Regions from separate parts of the Mus musculus genome. Here region 1 is linked to region 2. The links are chromatin loops, found by intact Hi-C in ENCODE. Cell type or tissue: left cerebral cortex. All regions are shown on one strand. Each heading gives the region's core, and the rest is flanking DNA. Links, peaks and the distances in the headings are about the cores only.

Evidence for each region. Peaks named below come from ENCODE experiments on the same cell type or tissue, not always from the same donor. Only the 100,000 strongest peaks of a DNase experiment are listed, where the experiment ranks them.
Region 1: a loop joins it to region 2, with 5 times the contacts of the local background. A loop is called at or near these places in 2 of 42 quality-filtered maps.

The regions. Positions count from the first base shown.
Region 1 is chr11:81,127,523-81,137,762 of GRCm38, reverse strand. All of the region lies in intron 1 of Asic2 (acid-sensing (proton-gated) ion channel 2), which reads left to right. It overlaps Gm51910 (a long non-coding RNA gene), which reads right to left and starts at 2,433. Exons shown (of 3, transcript XR_003949744.1): 1 at 2,160-2,433. In left cerebral cortex, for the core only: no CTCF peak of the experiment used is centred there; DNase peaks (open chromatin) are centred at 2,425 and 4,904; H3K27ac peaks cover 1,138 bases.
Region 2 is chr11:81,055,197-81,065,436 of GRCm38, reverse strand. All of the region lies in intron 1 of Asic2 (acid-sensing (proton-gated) ion channel 2), which reads left to right. Among named protein-coding and RNA genes, the nearest start is that of Gm51910, 75 kb to the left of the region's middle. In left cerebral cortex, for the core only: no CTCF peak of the experiment used is centred there; a DNase peak (open chromatin) is centred at 5,673.

The sequences.
Region 1 (10,240 bases), core at 1,141-9,140, 72 kb before region 2:
GTTATTAATAGTCTCCCAGCCAAAAAAAGCCCAGGACCAGACGGGTTTAGTGCAGAGTTCTATCAGATCTTCAAAGAAGATCTAATTCCAGTTCTGCACAAACTATTTCACAAAATAGAAGTAGAAGGTACTCTACCCAACTCATTTTATGAAGCCACTATTACTCTGATACCTAAACCACAGAAAGATCCAACAAAGATAGAGAAATTCAGACCAATTTCTCATGAATATCGATGCAAAAATCCTCAATAAAATTCTTGCTAACCGAATCCAATAACACATTAAAGCAATCATCCATCCTGACCAAGTAGGTTTTATTCCAGGGATGCAGGGATGGTTTAATATACGAAAATCAGTCAGTTCTCTTAACCACTGAGCCGTCTATCTCCCCAGCCCTCAGAACAGCATTTTAAGAATTAAATTCCATTGCACCCATTTTACGAAAGAAGAAATCAAGGCCAGGGGTAATGGGGGTACATCCTGCTGAGGAGTTAGCAGACAGCATTATTGATTTTGTTTTTGCTTTTTGGATTTGATTTGTTTTGTTTTTGAAAGAGTCTGAGGTAATTCAAGCTGGCCTTCAACACCTGGTTCTCCTGCCTTTCTGCCGATGAGGTGATGAGAATGTAGGTACTCACCACCACATTTAGCCAACAGACAGCAATTTGAATGGTGAATTTATATAGATTCCTACCTACTTCATTCCTGGCTCTCTATCACATTCCAAGACTCTTAACTAGCAGATGAGATAGGACAGTCCTCACGGGCCCTGTGACCTTGGCTGCCATCCCTTCTTCTACCCCTGAGGAGTCAAGAGTTCATGGCCTTGAGCTATTGTGCCAAGTCACTTATGAGACACTCTCTGTTTCCAAGAAATTTCCCAACATCCATGCCCTTGCTCAAGCTGCTGCCTTCCCTGGGAGCCCTGCCTCTCCCATATGTCCGTTCTCAGTGCTGGGGTTGGAGATGAGCTTACACATCCCTGGGGCTGGGGTTTGTGCTTTGGAGGAGAGCTTGCCTCTCTGTCTGCACCCCTCTCTGTAGTTGAAACTTTTTAACCTTGTGTGTATCAGTTACAGAACATACACATTTGAAACAAAAGAACAATACTGTTTTAAAAACACTGCACCTTTTCTGTGGACATATCAGGCCAGGCCTCCCCACTAGGCAGCTACAAAACAAAGGGGGTCTAGGCCCATCTTGGAATCCTTTCCTTTCCTGGTCTTGGTTGCAGTCAGTGTTTCCAGCCCTGTCAACTGTCATCCCTCTGAGAGCAAACACCATAGGTGCCCTATAGGCAAGTCTGCCATCTACCCATTCTATAGGCAGAGAGTCATCACCCCACAACAGCTGTGGACTTATTCATTTATTCAGTCTACAGAGTTCCTGGGAGCCTGCCTAGGTCTGCCATGGCTTGGCAGCACAAGGGCATGAGTTTAACCATCCCTCACAGAGAGCTTCTGGAGCCAGGCTTCCCAGTATCCATGAAGGACAGAAGCCATCTGAGGGCTTAAGTAAAAACCCCTGGCCAGCTGAGTGTCAAGGCTTACACCTGCAGTCCCATCTTTGGAGAGCTGAGGCAGGAGTATCTTCTGAAATTCAAGACTAGCCCACTCTACGAAGTGACACCCTGTCACCAAAACAAACAGAAGGAACACAAAGCTATAGCTACAGATCACAGCTACTGAATAAGAATGTATAGGGGAAGGCCCCAGCTTTTACTTATTTACTTCTTTATCATGCTGGGAATTGAAACCGGGCCTTGTACATACGAGGCAAGTGCTCTACCACTGAAAATGTTTCCAGACATTTTCATTTCAAATATTTTATCCAGAAACAGGAGTCACTAAGTTAGCCAGGTAGATCAAGGCCCAGGTAGATCAAGACCCAGGTAGATCAAGACCTTGTGATTCTCCTGTCTCAGCATCCTGAGCAGCTGGGACTATGGATCTATGCCACCAGGCCCAGTGATGTATTTTTAACATACATAGGATAGAAGATTTTAAGGAAAGATTGTAGGATGAGAGACAGTTGTGCCATTAACATCACTAGCAAACAAATCGATAACCCCAAATACTGGGGAAAGATTTAAGAGCCAGAAATATCTCGGTGGGTCAGTGAGAGGCGTTTAAAGACAAGGAGCAGGGTGGGATTGGTACCTGAGGGAAGGGTTGCTGTGTGGAGACCTGGAAGGCGAGAAGAGGAGGCCACCCAGGGATGGGGAAGGATTCCATTCATCATGGGGCTGGCAAAGCAAAGCCAGCATGGGAGAAGCATCTGCCTCCTTCCTTCCAACATAGAAAATTCAGCTTCCACAGCTCCAGCCCTTGTTCTTTGTGCTGTGGGTACATCTGGCTCCTTCTGAAGTGGAACTGCCTCCCTCACCCACACAGTGTGCAGGAACAACGTGGCCCGAGCAGCCTGGAAACACTGACCCCCTAGAATGCTAATGGGACGGAGCCTTAAGTCTCTAGGCAGCTTCTCCTTTCAAATGGGAAAAATGCAACCCTAAGAATTCAATCATTGCAGATTCACAAGTGGGGGCTGCACAGTGGGTGGGGCCGACTTAATCAGGAGCTTTCTGTGGAATGGGGCATCCTACCCAGCTGGCACCTCCTCCTAGGCCTGCCAGTCTTCCTGAGGCCAGAGGTCTCAAGCCTTCAACATGTAGGTGTGTTTTATAGTCTAGCCTCTGAAAAGGTCACCTCTGATGGCAAGTTGCCCAAGCCCTCTTTCCCAGGCTTTCTGTTTCACAGAGAGCATGCAAATCCCTCACTTCTTTTGACTTGCATAATCACAAAAATAAGCAGAGTATAGCATAAACCCATTTGACAGATGAAGAAATCAAGGCTTGATTTGACCAAACTTATCCAGCCAGAGCCAGGATGGTGCTGGGCTCTATATAGTGGGTGGTGATTTGCTGGCAGGAGTCTAAATGTATTCCTTTTGTAAGTGTCAATGTCACTGTCCCCTCTTAGGGGGATGTTGTCTCTTGTCCTGTTGGAGGGCATGTGAAACCTAGTCAGGGTTTAAATTCTTAGATGAGAGAGAGGTTCCACACAGGTGCCTGAGTTACCCGAGCAAAGCTCCTTGAAGTTCAGGAATTTCTATGTCCCTGAGAGTGACCCAGGAACAATACAGACTCTGCAACAATACAGAGTCTGGTTCAGTAGATAGGGTCTTGCAATTCTGAGAAGTTCTCAGGCAATGTCTGTACTACTTAGGACCAGACTGTTGCTTGGGCCACCACATTCTATGTAACAAGGATGTCCAAGGTCAGGAGAGAGGTCAGCCTAGCCTAAGAAGGATGCAAGGCTTCTAACTGGGGCAGCCCTGGCTGCATTTCAACTTGCCACTCTACCCTGTGTGATGGTGAGTAGGGTTCAAGGCAGGGCTCCCTTGTGCTAAGTTGTACCCTAGGAAGCTCAGCTGCTTCACCAGGCTGAAGCTCCAGCCCCACCCCCTGCCCCACCCCCGCCCCTCCCCCCAGAGCTACGTGCCCTGCAGCAACTGTGAAGAATACCTCTTCCTTTGTCTTTGTCTGCTATTGAAATGAAGAGCTCTTCAGAGACCTTGTGAATGGAGAAATGGCAATAGAGTTGCATATCTGAGTCCCTTGCAGGGATGAGCCGCCAGGCATGTCTGCTTCCTGCTCTGATTGTGTGGGTATCAGTGGACCAGTGGTGGGAACAGAAGGAAAACCTCCTTCATGATCACAGTCCTCAGTCGTCTTTGAGCTGCAGGGTGCTGAGACTCTGACCAGGCCAATCGCCAGGTAATGCAGCCAGAAGCCTGCATTTTTTGGGGTTGCTAATGGCTCTTAGAATCACAGAGGCAGCCTGCACACCTGCTTTCGGACTCATTCATTACATTGAGTCATTCATACGCTCCTTGGGTGTTTTGGTCACTCATTCTTTTGCTCTGCCTTTTGTTCATTCAACTGTTCACAGATTCATTTACTCATTCATATATTTGGTACATTCTATAGACCAGGTACTGTGCTGAGCTCAAAGGCTATCAGTGCTAATCCACACCACGGCATCAATTCAATCCCCTCATCCCTGTGGGATCCTGTAGCCAAGCAACAGATAAGTCCCCCCTCAGTAGCTTTTCCAGCTCAGTGCTGAAAAGGTAGACTCGATAACCATTTTGTTATCTTTAATCTGAGAGTCCTTCTTGTCTAAAGGTATCACGTAGTTTCCCTCCACCTTCAAAATAAGATTAAGCCCCCAGGAGATCTCCAAGCTCTGACTTCCACCCATTATGTCTTTGGTTGTGCAGAACCGCATTGGGTCCTGGAATCTGAATGGCCAGTGGAGCGAGCCTTCGCAGATCCTTTTCCTTCCACCTGGAATCCCACAGTCCCATCTTCCCTGTGCTGCCCTTTGAGACTGTCAGGGATGAATAGATCAGGAATGAATAGAATAGAGTGGAGTATGGGCTCCACTCTAGACTTTTCCATGGAAAGACTTTGTTCCAAGTACCTGCAAGAAGTGGGGTAGCTCTTCACAAAGCTGGGAGAAGCAAGAGAAGAGTTACAGGTCCTAGACAGGTACAATGACTTGCTCAAGGTCAACAAGCCAGTTGGAGGCCATCTCTTCAAGACAAGTTAGCTCATTTCACCCCGTTTCTGGGGCTGGTGCAAGTCTACACTGTGCACAAAAATGAGAGCCTCTGGGAGCCATTAATTAGTCCTTTCAGGGCATTTTTATGACTGTCTGTGGAAGACTAGCAGGTCTGTTCCGGTCAGGCAGTAGGCTGCAGAGGCAAGCTGAGGTTAGGCGTGATGATTCAGATCTCAAGATGAAAGTTTTGCCTGAGATGTTTAAATAACTCAGAGTTACTGCCGCCCCAGCCGGGACAGGACAACCAGGCAGTGGTAGGTGATTTCTGAGTGGGAGGGGATGGTATGGGAGACAGGAGGCAGGCTTCCAGAGAGAAATTACCATTTCGTATTTATGGCTTTGGCTCACTGGAGTGCCGCAGGGACAGGTTTTGCTAACACATTAGGTAATTGCCTCAGTTCTCCAGTCTACGCTGAAGTATGTAACCAGCTTAGGTAGTCTTGCAGACATGATTCAGTCTGGGCCTCCCAAGTGCCTAGGGCTCTCCCAGGTCATGAGGTACTGATGATAAGAAATTAGGGTGGTATCCGTCTCTCGGGCAACCAGACCACTGTCCTGTCACAACTGCCCAGCTAAAGGAATGGAGGAGGAGTCCCAAGATGGAGGCTAGAAGATCGGGACTGAATTCTATTGCTGTGCATCCTTTGTGGCCCCTCTGTGAGCCACTGGTGCCCACCTAGAAAATAGAGGAGATGGTGCACCAGAATTTCTCAGTTTGGCTGTATATTAGAATCACATGGGGAAATTGAAAAAAAAGAGTCACAGCTTCAGCCCCCAAGGTCATAATCCCATTGGCTTGGAGTGTAGCCCAGATATATTTTGTAGCTGGAGTTCCCTGGCTCCCCTGACCTCTGCAGTCTTCCTCGGGTGGTCTTTCTGGCCATCCAGTGCTATCAGAAAAGGCAAGGAGTCCCTGACCTTGGAATCTGCCCACCATTGTTTTCAGGTTTAGAATTTTGTGGTAATTTGTATCTGATCTAGGCTCGCCCCTCCCCATGCTCACTTCTGGGTGGGCGCTGGAGGACTATGGAGGCCTTTTTGCTGTCCTGTGTGTATTACCTCTGTGCCTCCTAAAAAAGTCGCCTTGGGATGCTGGGTTTCCACATCTTTATCCTTGAACACCAAGGAAAACATTGCCGCTCAACTGCTTTCGAGCAAGTGGGACTCAGTTCTCTGTTCATCGTGGTCTAAGGGCACATGACACCTCCCAACTGGTGCCTAGGAGTAGGGAATGCAGCTCCTGTCCCTGGTCCCCACCTGATTCCAAGTAGTCAGAGTTTGATGTCTAAGAATGAGAGAATCCTCATTTCCATGGAGTGAATCTATCCAAGATACATGAGGTGATAGAAACTGAGCACAGCTCACCCGCCACCCAGTTAGTGATATCCAGAAAGATGTCAGTTCGAATCCCAGCAATGCCCCTTCCTAATTATCCAAGACTAGATTATTTATCTCTCTGGGTCTTCAGTCCTTTATCGGTGTAACAGAAACATCAGACATTTCCAGGGTGGTCTTCAGGATAATAAAAGAACCAGGTAGAGTCCTTTGTGGAACCTAGCTCTAAATGGCCATGTGCTCCCACTCCCCCACCCTTCTGCCTTGTCCATCTCCTCTCCTGCTGGCCTTTAAACTCTTCAAGATCTGGAGTCATGGAAAGCAAGTCTCTGTCAGTGACCTTGGGCAAGCCGTCTCATCATTCTGTGCCTCCATCTGAGAGGCGGGGATGTAAGAAGGGCTTCTGGCATGGAACTTTGGCCACAATACTTCAGCCTTTGCAGGGTGTTTGCTCTCTGTCCTGGACCCTACAGTGCTTGTTGAGTGAAGAAGGGATGCGCTCTCCAAGCAGGAGAATGGTAAATAAACCTTGTCTCTCTGGTCCTTACATCATCTCTACAGTGACAGTTGTGCTGAGTTCACAGGGCCCACGGGGTTCCAGGACAGAGAGCAGTAACCTATATCAGGGGGTTACTTACTGTCTTGAGATGGCCCCCATGAGGAGAAATGCTATAAATATGGAGGATTCATCTGCGATAAGTCACGAACAGGAACCTGGGCTATATAACTTTTTAATTCTCCACTGCGGCGTGTAAGCAAAGGCAGTAAAAACAGTCACCAGTAATTTATTTTTTCCCCTCTTTTAATTTTGTAATTTCTTTTTCCTTAACCAACCCAAAAAGTTCTCTTACACTCACCTGAAGCAGTCATGCAATTAAAGCCACTTCTACATTGCCAGCGTGAAATACAGGCTCGAGGGCAGTTTCTTCACCAGGCATTAAAATGGGAGTAAGTCCTGAGTTCTCCTTACCTCATCGGACTTGGCAGCACAGGAGGCTGGCATGGAGAGAGCTAGTTTAGTTAAAGAGAAGACCCTGAACATCTCCCAGGTGTCAAATTTAATGTCTTCTTTGAACTGGAAGCTGAACGATCTCAGGCAAGTGACTTCCTCAATTCCCTCATTTGTAAATATGTGGATACAAATTAGCCACTAACCTCCATTGCTGTGATGTCCTTAAAGCCAAAAGAGAGAGAGAGATGCAGGAGAAGTGTACTCTTTAGCACATGCACTGTAGACATGTTGGAGATTGTTGCTACTACCTATGGGGATGGGAATAAGAAGGATGATGGTGGTGGTGGTGCTGGTACTGGTAATAAATGTGAGGATGGTGATGGTGATGGTGAAGAAGATGGCGATGATGATAATGATGATGGAAGCATACCATGTACGGGGTGGAGGCCATGGATACATGTGCTAAGAAGAGGATTTTTCTATACTTTATGCTTCTCTGTGTACAAATAAATAGATACCTAGAGCTGGGGATATTTCTCTTTGGCAGAACATTTACTGAGAATGCTCAAGGACCAGGGTTTATCTCCAGTACTGGAAAAAAAATGTATTCAATAAGGATTTGTCTAAAATCTGTTTTTATCCCTAGTCTTCCCCTCAGAGGTTTCAGCCATTCATCAGTAAATATTAATTGAGTGTTGACTGCATACCAGAACACAGTGAATGAACACAGGGAGTCACACAATTGCCCTTACAGGACTTACTGTCTAAAAAGGCTAGTTAAATGGGGTAGAAAAGGCAGGCCGTGATGTATAATTTAAAATGGTAGGAGGGATAGTGAAGACAATGGACTAGGATGGTAGCTTCAAGAGCAGGGAAAGCAATGTGAACAAGATGTTTCATCTCATGTAGTCAGGATCTCGATCTAACACGGGAGTGAGACCTAAACAATGGCGGGACACAACAGGGAACACCCCAGAAACCATGTCCCAGGCACACCACACAAAGCCCTGCCCCCAACCAGACCCACCCACCCCACCCCCGAATTCAGAATGAAGTTGCCTTGTTTAAGAGCTGGATGCAAGGATTCTGTCTGTACCTTGGGCAGAATGGAAGGAGAGAGCTGTGTAAGCTGACACCTGAAAGATAAATGTAGGGAAGACTGTAGCAAGCCTTGTAGTCTGGACTGAAGTTTGAGGCTCCTCTCAGGGAAGCCACTGGGGACTTAGGTGTGGGAGCACCACAGAGCATTTGAATAACAATAGGGTATGAATGGGGGCAAGAAGACACCTGAGGGCACAAACTCAGTAGTTAGAATGAAGGAGATTAGCAGACTCAATGGCAGTGGGTACTAGAAGTGGCGAGTCTGGTCCAATTCAGGAGATGGATCCAATGAGGCCTAAGGCACAGAAGTGGAAGGATGACCAGAGATGATGGTGGTAGTGGTGGTAACACAGCTCCAGACCGGGGAGCAAAGAAACCTCCCTTGCATGGGCACCGGGCTGACTGGTCATATGACCCCAGTGAAACCAGGAGGAGAATGGATCTAGATAGAGGTGGGGATGGAACTCCCCATTGGGGCACATTGAGCAACCAAGCATCCTAAACGTATTCGGACATACGAACCTGAGCTCCAGGGGAGGTCCAGGGGAATGCAATGGTGGATTCAGTGACTGGGACTGAGAAGAAGAATCACAGACGTGAAGCCTGTGCACAGAGAGAGCAACAGGCTGAGGGCTGAACCCTGGATTACCAACAGCTGGGGCAAGATGTGGACTTGCTGGCAACAGAAGGTGAGAGGGAAACTTTGGGAGATGGGAGGGAAAGCACAGACAGGCAGAGCTCTTAGGAGAGGATGGATGCTGTAAGGGTCAAGCTCTGTGCCATGAACGAAGGAAAAGGCAGACCACTCCCATCAGGACCACATGGCTCTGCAGTGCAGAGCTTGTGCAACCAGATGCATTTGAATCATGGTGCTGCTCTTGCTTAGCTTTTGGCCTGAGGCCACACCCTAGCATTCCCCCTTCTTCGCTTCCTCCTCTGCTTGGCATTCGTGGGCAGTTTGTATGAGATAATGTCTGTGAAGTGATTAGCACTGGGCCTGGCACACAGCAGGGACTTAATAAACAGGAGTCATTTGTGTTCTTCCTGAAAGGGCTCAAGTGCTTAGACTTGTCCTCAGACACACTGCAGGTTTCGCTGAGGCGACCCCACCTTCTCTCAAGGTTGCAAAGAAAGCTGTCTTTAAGAGTCTAATAGGTGCAAGTTGGGTGGGCATAGTAAGACCCCCTTGACACACTGAAGAATAGTGCTAGCCCTTCATAAAAACATCCCAGTTAAAATCTTGCAAGTCCCCATGTGGGTCACATGAAACCCATTCACAGACCCAAAGATGCTCACCTGAATTTGAGACCTTAATAGGTGATAGAGGCCCCGAAAAGAACATTAAAGAGGATTAAGGAGATTGTCAAGGTCAGATATGCACTTTAGGAAGTTCACTGTGCAGTAGAGACAGTGGATCAGAGGAATGTGGATCTCATCCACAGCAAAGAAGCCAGGAAAGCCCACCTGGGTGAGAGGGGACGAAGATGAGGAAATGGGGTCATTGTCATATAATTAGCTCTATAATCAGTATGAAGCTTATCATTTCAGAATGCAAAGATGACTGTACCGCTAAAGATTTTTTCGCCCCTGTTAATGGAAATAACTTACTAACCTGGGGTTTGGGGTTGGTTAGCTGCATTAAAAGATAAGGTATTAATTTTTTAACCAATTGATTTTTTTTTAATAACGAATTAGGTTATTGATTAAGAAATCACTCAGTGTGGACAGTAAAAGCTGCGAATTAGAATCGTGTCTGGTTAGACTGAAGGCTGAAGGACTCATCCCAGAAGATTTCCTTCACTAGGCTGCAGAGAAGGCTCTGAGGCACAGGGGTGGAGAACAGGGCCTCTAGGCTGGACCACAGAGTCTGCTGGGATGCTACAGTGGAGTAAATGGGCTTAGGTGTGAGACTGGTCCTTTCCTCTCTCCAGAGATTTAGCAAGTGGTTGAACTGGGTACAGTGAGGACATTGTAACAGGCAGAATGCAAAGTTTTTCTACCTAAGTTCTCAATATATCTAAATTTATACACCAGCCGGAAAGGAGGGATCCTTGGGCCCCTGAAACTAGGAAGAACCTTAAAAGGGGGCAATCATGCAGCTGACTTCTGAGAGCCTGAGAAACAAGGTCAGATAGGCTCAAGGCGAATGGTCTGAGCTGTATTGGATCTGGGGGAGGGAGGCTAGCACCAGGAGCTTGAGATTGGTCCTGGCATAAAAGATACAATT
Region 2 (10,240 bases), core at 1,115-9,114:
ACATATGAAAACCCGGTGCCAATGAATTGTAGGTACAAACTGGGGACACGATTACTACTCCTCAGCAAGTTGCCTTCCTTTCTGCAACCTTCATCTCTTCCATCTGTCAAACGAGAATAAGGATATTTACTCTGCCCACGTCAGACAGCCATCATATGTTCCGAATGAAACAGAGACCAAGAACACTCATGAGGTGTAAGCCACTCCATCCGTTGCCTCTGTCATCTTCTTTGCACTGGTGAATTAGCAGAAGGCAGGGACCGTGTGCAGGGCTCTGGGACACACTCTTCTCCTCAGGTGGAGCATGGTGCTGGGAATACCGCTTAGTAAATTCCATATGAGTTTAGCTGAGTACCTCATCCATTGTCATTGTGGGGGAGGGGAGTCAACACTGTTACTCCTGTAGATAGATGACAAAACTTAGGCTCAGAGAGAGAAAGGAGCCATGCTGCCATTCAGGAGCAGAGACAGAACAGGACCCTGAAGTGTTAGCTCCCAAAACAATTTCTCACTAATACCTCTTGGGATGAGTGAGGTGGGACATGGGGGGGGGGTACTAGAAACGGGCAAGGAAGATGACTTAATCAATAAAATGGCTCTCTCACAAAATCTCCACAACCAACATAAAAAGCCAGGATCGCAATGGTCACATGTGTTTGATATTTTCTGGAGGTGGGCAGCAGACAATCTCCGGAACTTGTGAGCCAGTTAATCTAGTCTACCCAGTGGACATGCTTAGCCAAGGAGAGACCCCGTCACAAACAAAACATGGGAGGCACATGAGAAATGATATTAGTTTTCTCTTCTGACCTCCACACCCATGTGTATGGACCAGTACACACACAGGACCCACATCCACACAAACATGCACAAAAACCAGACAATTAAGTTGATATTTTCTGGAGACAAGCTAGCCCCCTAAAGGGGCAAAACTAATCCCTACGAAGTCCTTTAGGGTCAGTTTGCAAGAGACTGACCATGCTGGGGGTATGCAGTTAGCCCAGGAACTCCACCCTGCATCTAGCTGTTTTCTTTCCCCCAGATCCCATCTCTGTGTCAAAGAAATTAAAGCCTAGGAATTCTGTTCTGTGTTGCGTTGGACCCAAGCAGAGAGATTATTAGGGGATAGAAAGGAAAAAGACAGTGCTTGCCCAATGTGACTTAAGAGGCAGAGCCAACCTGGCCTGAGACTGCGCTCTGTGAAGTCCCTGCCCAGGCAGGGTCAAGGTGCTGGAAGACCTTGGCTCAGATCCCAGTGTCTCTGTCCAAGGGAAGGCTGCCCATGCTCCTGCTCTTGGCTTCCTCCCTATTGAAGTGCATACCAGTTACCTCCCTGGATTGTGTGGAAACTAAGAAGGATACTAGGCACAGAACAGCTCAGGACCTGGCACACAGTAGGTAGTCAAAAAAGGGTCACTCCCCTTCCTCCAACCTTGAACCAAAGACTCCTTATACCTCCTCCTGCAACGAGTCAAGGATTTAGCAAGCGAAACTTCATAAGTGTTTCTGTTTCCCAAGAAGTACGATGCTGCTGTTCTGAGAGTAAATATTAAATCAAAGATCCCCAAAGTCACCTTGCCTGAGAGTCCCAGAGTCCCTACTCCCTGGCCATACTGTACTTTTTATGGTCCTGGTGGGTTTCATTACAGGCTTTATCCCCCAGAATCTTTTCCTGTGCTGACCCTAAGCATGAAACATCCATCACTATTTTCTATGGAGCTAGAGATACTCTTACTGTCCAGTCCCTGCTGTGGTCCCAGAGCAGGATGTCAGGGAGTCCACAAGGCCCCAAGAAGGATGGATGCTGTCAACCCAACCTAATTGTCTCCTGATACCATCACTGGGGAACTGTGTGCCAAGAAACAGCACAGCTGCATGTCCTCAGCCCTGAGGCACACAGGGAACTCTGGTGGTAAAGGGGGCCAGAGTGAAACAATCCAGACAAAACCAGAACAGAAGCAGGTCTCCATCAAGCAAAGGTTGGGTGTGCACGCTGCCAGGACTAGAAGATGATATGGATTCTAGCTAAGGGTTTCCCAACATTCAAGTTATTACAACCTCAGCCAAAAACAGACAAAAGAAACCTGCTCCATCATCAGGGACATTTGAAAACACTAAATTCCGATAGGCAGAACATTTCTCTTTGTGGAAGTGATCATTAGCACCTCGAATAAATAAACCTTCTCGAAAATAGGAACAAAATGTACAAGACATTGTTAACTTTATAAATGTAGAAACATTTTCTCCCGACCCCAACTATTTCCCAAAGAGCGTCCTTCAGAACCACTGCTCCCCACATGGGGAGTCGAGAATCCTGGTTATTGGGATTTCTGTAGAGCTCAGGTCAGGAGCTTGCTAGTTTTTCTGCTCCCAGGATAGGGTGATGCCAGTGACACCTGGGGGCAGGCTTTGAAGACTGAACAGTCAAGGTCAGATCGTCTGCTCCCTGGAACCAAGCTTATTTTCCATGCTGGAAACGAATTGATAACTACTACTTAAATGAAGATTAAGTACTACCACCTAACTAAGGAAACAGCAGGCCCTAGAGCAGGCCCTAGAGCAGGGTTCTCAACCTGTGGGTCACACCCCATTTGTGACATCAAAGAACCCTTTTATAAGAATTGAATATCAAATATCCCGCATAACATGATTGACAGCAGTAGGAAAATTAGCTATGAAGTGTCAAGGAAATAATTTTGTGGTTATGAGTCACCACTACACGAGGGACTGTGCTAAAGGGTCACATCATTAGGAAGGTTGCGAACCACTGTCCTAGAGAGAAGGGATCAGAGCAGATGGATTTCTGTAGTGAGGAGTTAGTGGCTAAGGCTCTGTGCCTTCAGACTACTAGTGAGAAAAACGTGTCATACTCACGTAAGTAACCTAAAGACCTGATCAGACCACATAGCTACACAGTTTGTCCCAGTAAGCCATTTAGTGTCCAGGCTTGGCTCAGTCCAGGATCAAATGCTCTCACCTGGGTAAGGCTGCTGTCTTGCCATCTGGTTTCAACTGAGTCACCATCTCATCTCTGTGGCTGCTAGAACTTCCCAGCTGGGTATTCTTGCTGCTGCATATCCAATAGGAAGGAAAGCTTATTCTCCAACAGTACGCGCGCGCACGCGCGCACACACACACACACACACACACACACACACACACACTAAAAATGAGCTGTAATTGGCCTGTCTTGGAGCATGTGCTTGTCTCTAAACCAAGTAAGCAAGCAATCTGTTGATTGGTAATAACTGTGGGTCCAAATGGAGTCTCCATCACTTGAAGACTTGGTGCACAACCAGGGAGAAGAGACTGGGGTCTAGTCAACAGGAGGATGAATGGATGATGGACAATGGACACAATAGGAGTTGACAGCAGGTAAACTCTCCTGACCCCCAGAGTGGCCAGGGTGGTCTTTGCACACTTCCCAGATGGCACGGAGAGCTCCTACAGATACTACCAGGCTGGCCTTTATTGACTGAGCAGCCTGACCAGGGCTGAACCCACAGCTAATAAAATCACAGTGGGCAGAGCTGAAGCCAGGAGACTCAGGTAAAGCCTAAGCAGAAAAGCAACAAGCTGGGTCTCTTACAGGATTTTGATGGTTTCAGAGTTGGAAAAGCAGACATTAGGAAGACTTTAGAACAAAACCAAGCCTCAGAGAGAAGGAAACCTCTGTTTTACCCTTTAGAATACAGAGATAGGGCTCACAAGTCTAATGTTAACTAAGCACTAGGTTGACTCGAGGCAAGGTATGTGCTAAACGCTTCCCTGTGAGGCTCTCCCACACATCCCCTTAAGAGAGGGGTGTGGCTCTCTTAAGGCTGAAGTAAGTAAGTGAGTAACCCTGACCTCATTTAGATCTTGGATCCTAAGGAAATTAAGCCAGAGTGTTGCCTGTCCCCACACATCTGAGAAAAGGATAGCAAACTGTCTGGGCTAAGATCTGACCCTAGAGTACTCAGCCTGTACCTGTGGGAGTTCAGTTCTAGGTCTGCTCTGGATGTCCAAGGGATAGGGAAGTCACCACAATAAAGGCAGAATATATTGCCCACCCTTGAGGGACATGGCTATGCCTGGAGTAAGAGAAACCAATGATGGACACTTGCTTTTTCCTCAGTCAGGGAGGTGCTGATGCTCATCATCTTTGAAGTAAAATGGGAGCAGTTAGGAGCAGAACTAGCTCATAGTCAAAAGATCTTTTAATAATGAAATGATTTTTAAATGTCATATTCTGGGGATCTCTGACATGTTGGAAGTCCATCTATCTACTCATAGCATACCTGAACAAGCAAAGAATGCCTGTCTCCAGCTATCTATACTATACTATTCAGGATGTGTATTTGTGATAATCCAGACTAATATCTAACTTGACTATGAGTTTGATTGACTGACTATTAACTTGCATTATTTAATTATACTAAACAGCTTGTAACAGCAACTATTAAAAGGACTGATATCAAACCTTGTATGTTTAAATGAGTTGCATAGACACAATGCCTACCTAAGAGTAGCAAAGTTAATCTTATATTTTGCATCAACATACAAAGATTTATACCAATGAAAACCTTAAACCTGAATCAATATAAAAAATTTGTGCCAATATAAGGAAATATAACTTGAATTCTTCATCAAAATGTAAAGATCTCTACCACTGTACGATTACTAATGATGTGGAGGAAGACTGTTTCGTACCCAACACTGGAGACTACTGGTTCCAACTGAGCTCCTGGGGTTAATGTCTTCCTTGAAGATGTTATTCATTTATTCATTGGGAATACTTTGATTAAGGGACACTGTGTATCGTATGCTGATGTAGATGGATAGACAGAGATCCCCAAGTCAACACCCTCACAGCTTGGAAATGACAGAAGATAGATGCGATAAATAAATTATGAATTATGTAGGACAATGATCAATAAGTCAGGGGAGAGTGATATGTATTGAGAAGTTAAGAATTAAGATGAGGCTAGAAAAAGTCCCTACAAAAAGAAAGAGCCATGTGGCAGGAGGGAAGGAGTGTTCCCAGCGGACAGGACAGCAGAGGACCTGAGGTGGGAGCTCACCTGGGATGTCTAACAAACAGTGGAAATGAACTTGGCAGGCAGATGAAACCAGATCATACAGGGTCTTATCACTCCGGAAACTTGGCCTTCCTGTGCATGGGCTGGGAAGTAAGTGGAGAGTCTTGAGCAGAGAAACAGCATCCTCTTGCAGTGTCACTGTGGACACAATACTGGGTTGTATGTTCTTAGATGTTACCCTTAGATAGGCATTGTGCCTGTGCAACTCATCTAAAAATATAAGGTTTAATCCCAGTCCTTTTAACAGCTGCTATTACAGACCAGGAGGGTGGAAGCAGACAAGGAGGTCTCCCTTAGATGCTAATCTAGGCAAGAATGAGGTGATGGGAAGAGTCAGATGCTGAGTGTGTCTGGAACCAGAGCTAACAGAATTACAGCCATGGGGATATTCAGGTTAAAGAAAGTGAGGAGGGTGACGACAAGACCTCTTGGTCTGAGAAGCAGAAAAATAAAGTTCCCATCTGCTAAGATGGGAAGGGCGGAGGAGGAGACTGTTTGGGAAGAACTGTGAAGAGCCCAGTTTAGGACAGGCATGGACATCCGAGTGGATATGCAAGTGGGCAGCTGAGTGTCGGCACGATCAGATTGAGGAGGTGGACCAAGCCAGATTTACTTGTGAGTTCTCAGCAGATAGGTTCTTTTTAAATCTCTAGGACAGGACAAGAGCCTCTAGGAGTGAGAGCCGAGTCGACCCACTCAGAGAAACATGTGGAGTCCGTGCCTAGACACACAGAAATGAGGTGCATCTCCAGCTCCAAGAGAGAGGGCTGCAGGGACACATGGCCGTGGCTGGTAGAGGGAAGCTCAGGGCTCTCTGAAGAGGGTCCTTCAGCCACCCCTCAGGGTGGAGAGCGTTGCTCAGGAAGAGGGGATGAAGTGTGTGAGGGGAGGAGACAGAACAGAGTATACAGCTGGCCCACAAGGTCTGTGAGAGGGGGAGGGGTGCATGGTAGTAAGAGACAGGCCTTGGATATAATCATGTGGGATTTGGCTTTGTCCCAAGTACAACTGAAAGACTGTACATGTGTAAATGTGTAAACGCCATCGTCAGACTCACTGGCTGGACCATGAGAGGCGTTTCCGAGTTGGAGGTGGGATCAAGGCGCTCCTATGCCAAACAGCTTCAACAATCATCAGGAGCCTATAGGTTTTGAGTCCTTCATTTGTCCATGGCACAGTCACTTCCCTGAAGCTAATCAAGTATTTGTCAAGAGTGAAGCCACATTTGGGGTCATAGGAGGTAGTAAGGAATCTTAAGCATGTGGATTCCATATTGCTTTAACTCTGCAAGCCACTTAATGGGAGAGGTATGACCAGTGGTCCTAGTTAGTGTTTGTTGTGGGATACAATACACTGGCCAAAAACAATCTAGGGGAAAAGAGGGCACTATTTCAGCTTACAATTCTAGGTTACGGTCCATTACTGGGGGGTCAGGGTGGGTCACAACAGCAGGAGCATGGGATAGCAGGCCACATCACAACCACAGTCAAGAACAGAGAGAGATGGGCGCATGCTCTCACACCTGCCTGCTTATGCTGAGCTAGCTTTTCCTCTCTTTAACAGCTCAGAGCCCAGCCCATGACAAGGTGCTGCCTGCATTAAGACCCACCCACCGGTGGGTCTTTCCACCTCAGTTAACTTCATTAAGACAATTCTCTGCAGACCGGCCCATAAGCCAACCCAATATAGACAATCCCTGATTGAGACCATCTCCCTAGGTGATTCTAGACTGTATCAAGTTGACAACTAAAGCCAACCACTACAATATCTGTATTTTAAGGAACCAGTGCAACAGGCTCAGAGAGTTGTACCCCAAGTTCAGCGTTAGCAAGACCTAACGCAGGGAGCTAGGCATTGAAGCTGGGTCTGTAAGTGCCTCCCCAGTGAAGCATTTCCTGTCACACAATTTGCCAGACCTTGGATGGTTAAATGAATAGGCTAAACGCTTCTCACACTCCAGCCACACTTGGCCTTTCCTTGACATGCTGTGGATCGAATTTAAATACTGCCTTTTGAATCAATGCTCATTTTATTAGCAGGAAGCATTTAGAATGAGCCATTACACTATCATGGGGGCTTTTATTACTGGCCCTTAATAAATGTTTGATGCTCGAAATGGTTATGAGCCCACAGTGTGAGGACGGTCCCACCTGCTCCCTCCCCTGCAGTCTCTGCCACAAAATTAGCTGAAGTGTTCGTTAACAGAGTTATCATTTAGCCTACTTTTAACTGGCATGGGGCCAGAAAAATAAAATAAGCGTATCAAGAACCACGGAAGGCTATTTAATGATAGTGAAGTTAAATTGAGAGAGTTGGCCTTCCCACTGGCTTGTTATCAAGAGCCAAGTTTCCAAGCAAGACACTTCATAGCATGATGCCTAAGCCTGCATAAAACTTATTTATTTACTCTCAAGACAGGGGTTATGTGTGTCAGCTTCCCACACATCTTGCCCCAGCAGAGCTAGTGACATTTAAGGAGGCCTGGGTCACAGTGATCTGTAAACAGCTTGGTACATGCATCTCGTTGATTGACTGTAGCCATGCAGGTGATGGTCCTATGTCCCTAGGGTACAGATCTCCCAGGAGAATATAGAAAGGGTCCCCCCAGGCTGGAGCACCACATAGGCTGATACTGGCAGTTGAAGGTGACAAGATGCCAATTCATGTTGCGGTCAAGCCACCTAGTTCAGTGACCATGTGCCAAGTGTCGTGACAACTGACAAAGTCAAGCCATTTCACTGGAGTACCCACTGAACACAGAACAATCTCATGTCTGGATGATGGACAAGTTATAATACCTGAAGCTTTTACTGAATGCTCACTACACACTGGGCATAAGGCCAGTGTGTATGTGTCAGCTCTGTGGCCCGCTCAAGAGCTGTGTAAACTTAGTTCTGACATTATCTCTAACCTTACAAATGAGGAAACCCTGAATCAAATGGTTAAGCACTTTTATCAGGGCCTACCATGCCTTACGACCTGTGGGCCGGGGGCAAAGGTGTACGTAGAAGCTTATATAATACATGTATAAATGTTTCCATGTTCTGAAAACAGCCAACAGATTTTTAAATAAAATGTCTGTCGTTCCAGTTGGCCAATACACCTTTACAAGCACTTCAGTACCTGGCTGTAACTTGAGATTTTTTAATTTATTTTTAATTAATTAATTAATTAATTAATTTACATTTCAAAACTGGAAACCAGGAAGGGTATGGTTCCTGGCTATGGTTACTCAGCCAAGTTCTGTGAGGCTTCTTCGACATACATGTGAGCTCCCCAGTTCACACATCCAACCTCCAGCACCCCAATACGATTGGCCACTCTTTGAGAAAGGGGCTTCATATGCCAATGCCGTGGTCTTTCTCCTTTACAGAAGATGGAAGTCTACCATCGTGATCCTGGAGGCTGACTTGGGGTCTTTGGACAAAGATCCAGAGCCGCAGTGTATGAGCCGCTTTTGTGTCGCTCTAACAAAATACGTAACAGAAACAATTCAGAGGAGAAAGGGTCTTTTATTTTGGCTCATGATTTCAGTCCATCCTAGCAGGGGAGGCACAGTGGAACATCCCCGCTCAGGGCAGCAAGACTGTGGGGCAGAGGCTGTTCACATGGTGCTGGAGTGGAAGGCAGAGAAGGAAACAGGGGCAGCCATAACCTTCAAAGACATGCCTCTAAGGATGTGTCTCCTCCAGTTAGACTCTGCCTCTTCAAGTTCCACAGCCTCCCAAAGTTGTGCCATCAGTTGAGGAATAAGTACTCAAAGCATAAGCTTATAGAAGACAGTGAAGATTCAAATCAGAAAACCCAGTGATGTGGAATGTGGTCTGTGATCAGAACTTGGGTTCTGGGAAGGCATGTCTTCATGGATCCCATTGTTAAGAGGTACAGATGGAAGAAAGCAGGGATATGCCCTCTATAGTACTTTTCAGAACCCAGAGCAGGCCCCTCTTCTCTGTGTCTGGGCTGGCATTGTTTGGCCATTCAATCAGCAACATCATTTATGTTTGAACCCAAGCTCTTTGGCTCCAGGACCCATGGACTGGACTCCCCTGAGCTATTTTTATCTCCTAAGTCCTAAATATAGATCCAGGAGTCAGGTACAGGTCACTGGAATTCCAGTGTTAGAAGAGAGAGCTAGATAGACAACTTAAAAAGCATCTGACCTAACCACTACCCACTATTGCTTCTATTCAGATGGAGTCTACAAAGATTAAGAGGATTTCTCAAGCCAGGAAGTCAGCGGCTCTCCTGCACCCATCCCTGCTCTATCCTGCCTCTCCCTGATCCACCTGCCAGCTCTCTACTGAGGTCCTAGAGAAGTGTCATTGGGAGGGCCAGCTCCCTTCACGCTTTATCATATATTCTCCGATGCAGAGGCGGAGAGTCCCATTCCCATCTGTGTGTCACGCTGCAGAAGTCCTGGGTGGCGTCAGTGTGTTCCAATTAGCTTCTGAATCATATTTGTTGTCTTAAAATATTTATATCCAGCCACTTCCCACCTGCTAGAATTGCATTCTAGCCTCTCCCACCACTCCCCGCTGTTGCAAGCCCACCAGATCATTCTTGTCACTTGAGTTGACCAGGGCACGGGGCACTGCTGCTACTAAGTGTGATAATGTATCCTAATCAGACATAAGCAGATGCATGCTGCCATGACCCAGGGCACCCAGTTCCTGCGCGTGGAGTTTATTGCTTCTGACAGTGACACGTGGCTTCTACCAAATAAAAGGCTGTTTGCTGTTCTGTTTATACCGTCTGCTGATCTACACCCCTGCAGGGTTTTGGGGAGGCTCCCAGCAGTCAGCTGCAGGGGTACATTTTACAGGCTACTCTGTGTCCAATTACCCTTCTTAGTGGTCACAGGAGGCTGGAGCCTCTTGTGGTATAGGTTCCTCTGACATTCTTCTATATCTGAAGAGCATTTTTTTTCATGTGCTTTTAACACAGTGGCCACATACTGTGGTTGAAAACGGGAAGAGTTTTGTTTTGAATTTTTTATTTTCCTTTTGTGGTGTGTATGCATCTTTGTGTAGCATATGTGTATGGATGTTTGTGTACGTGTCTCCACATGTGTACATGGAAGGAGATGTGTGTGCATGATGTGGAAGCCAAAGGTCCGTGTTAGGTGTCTCACTGTTACTCTCCCGCTGTATCTTTAT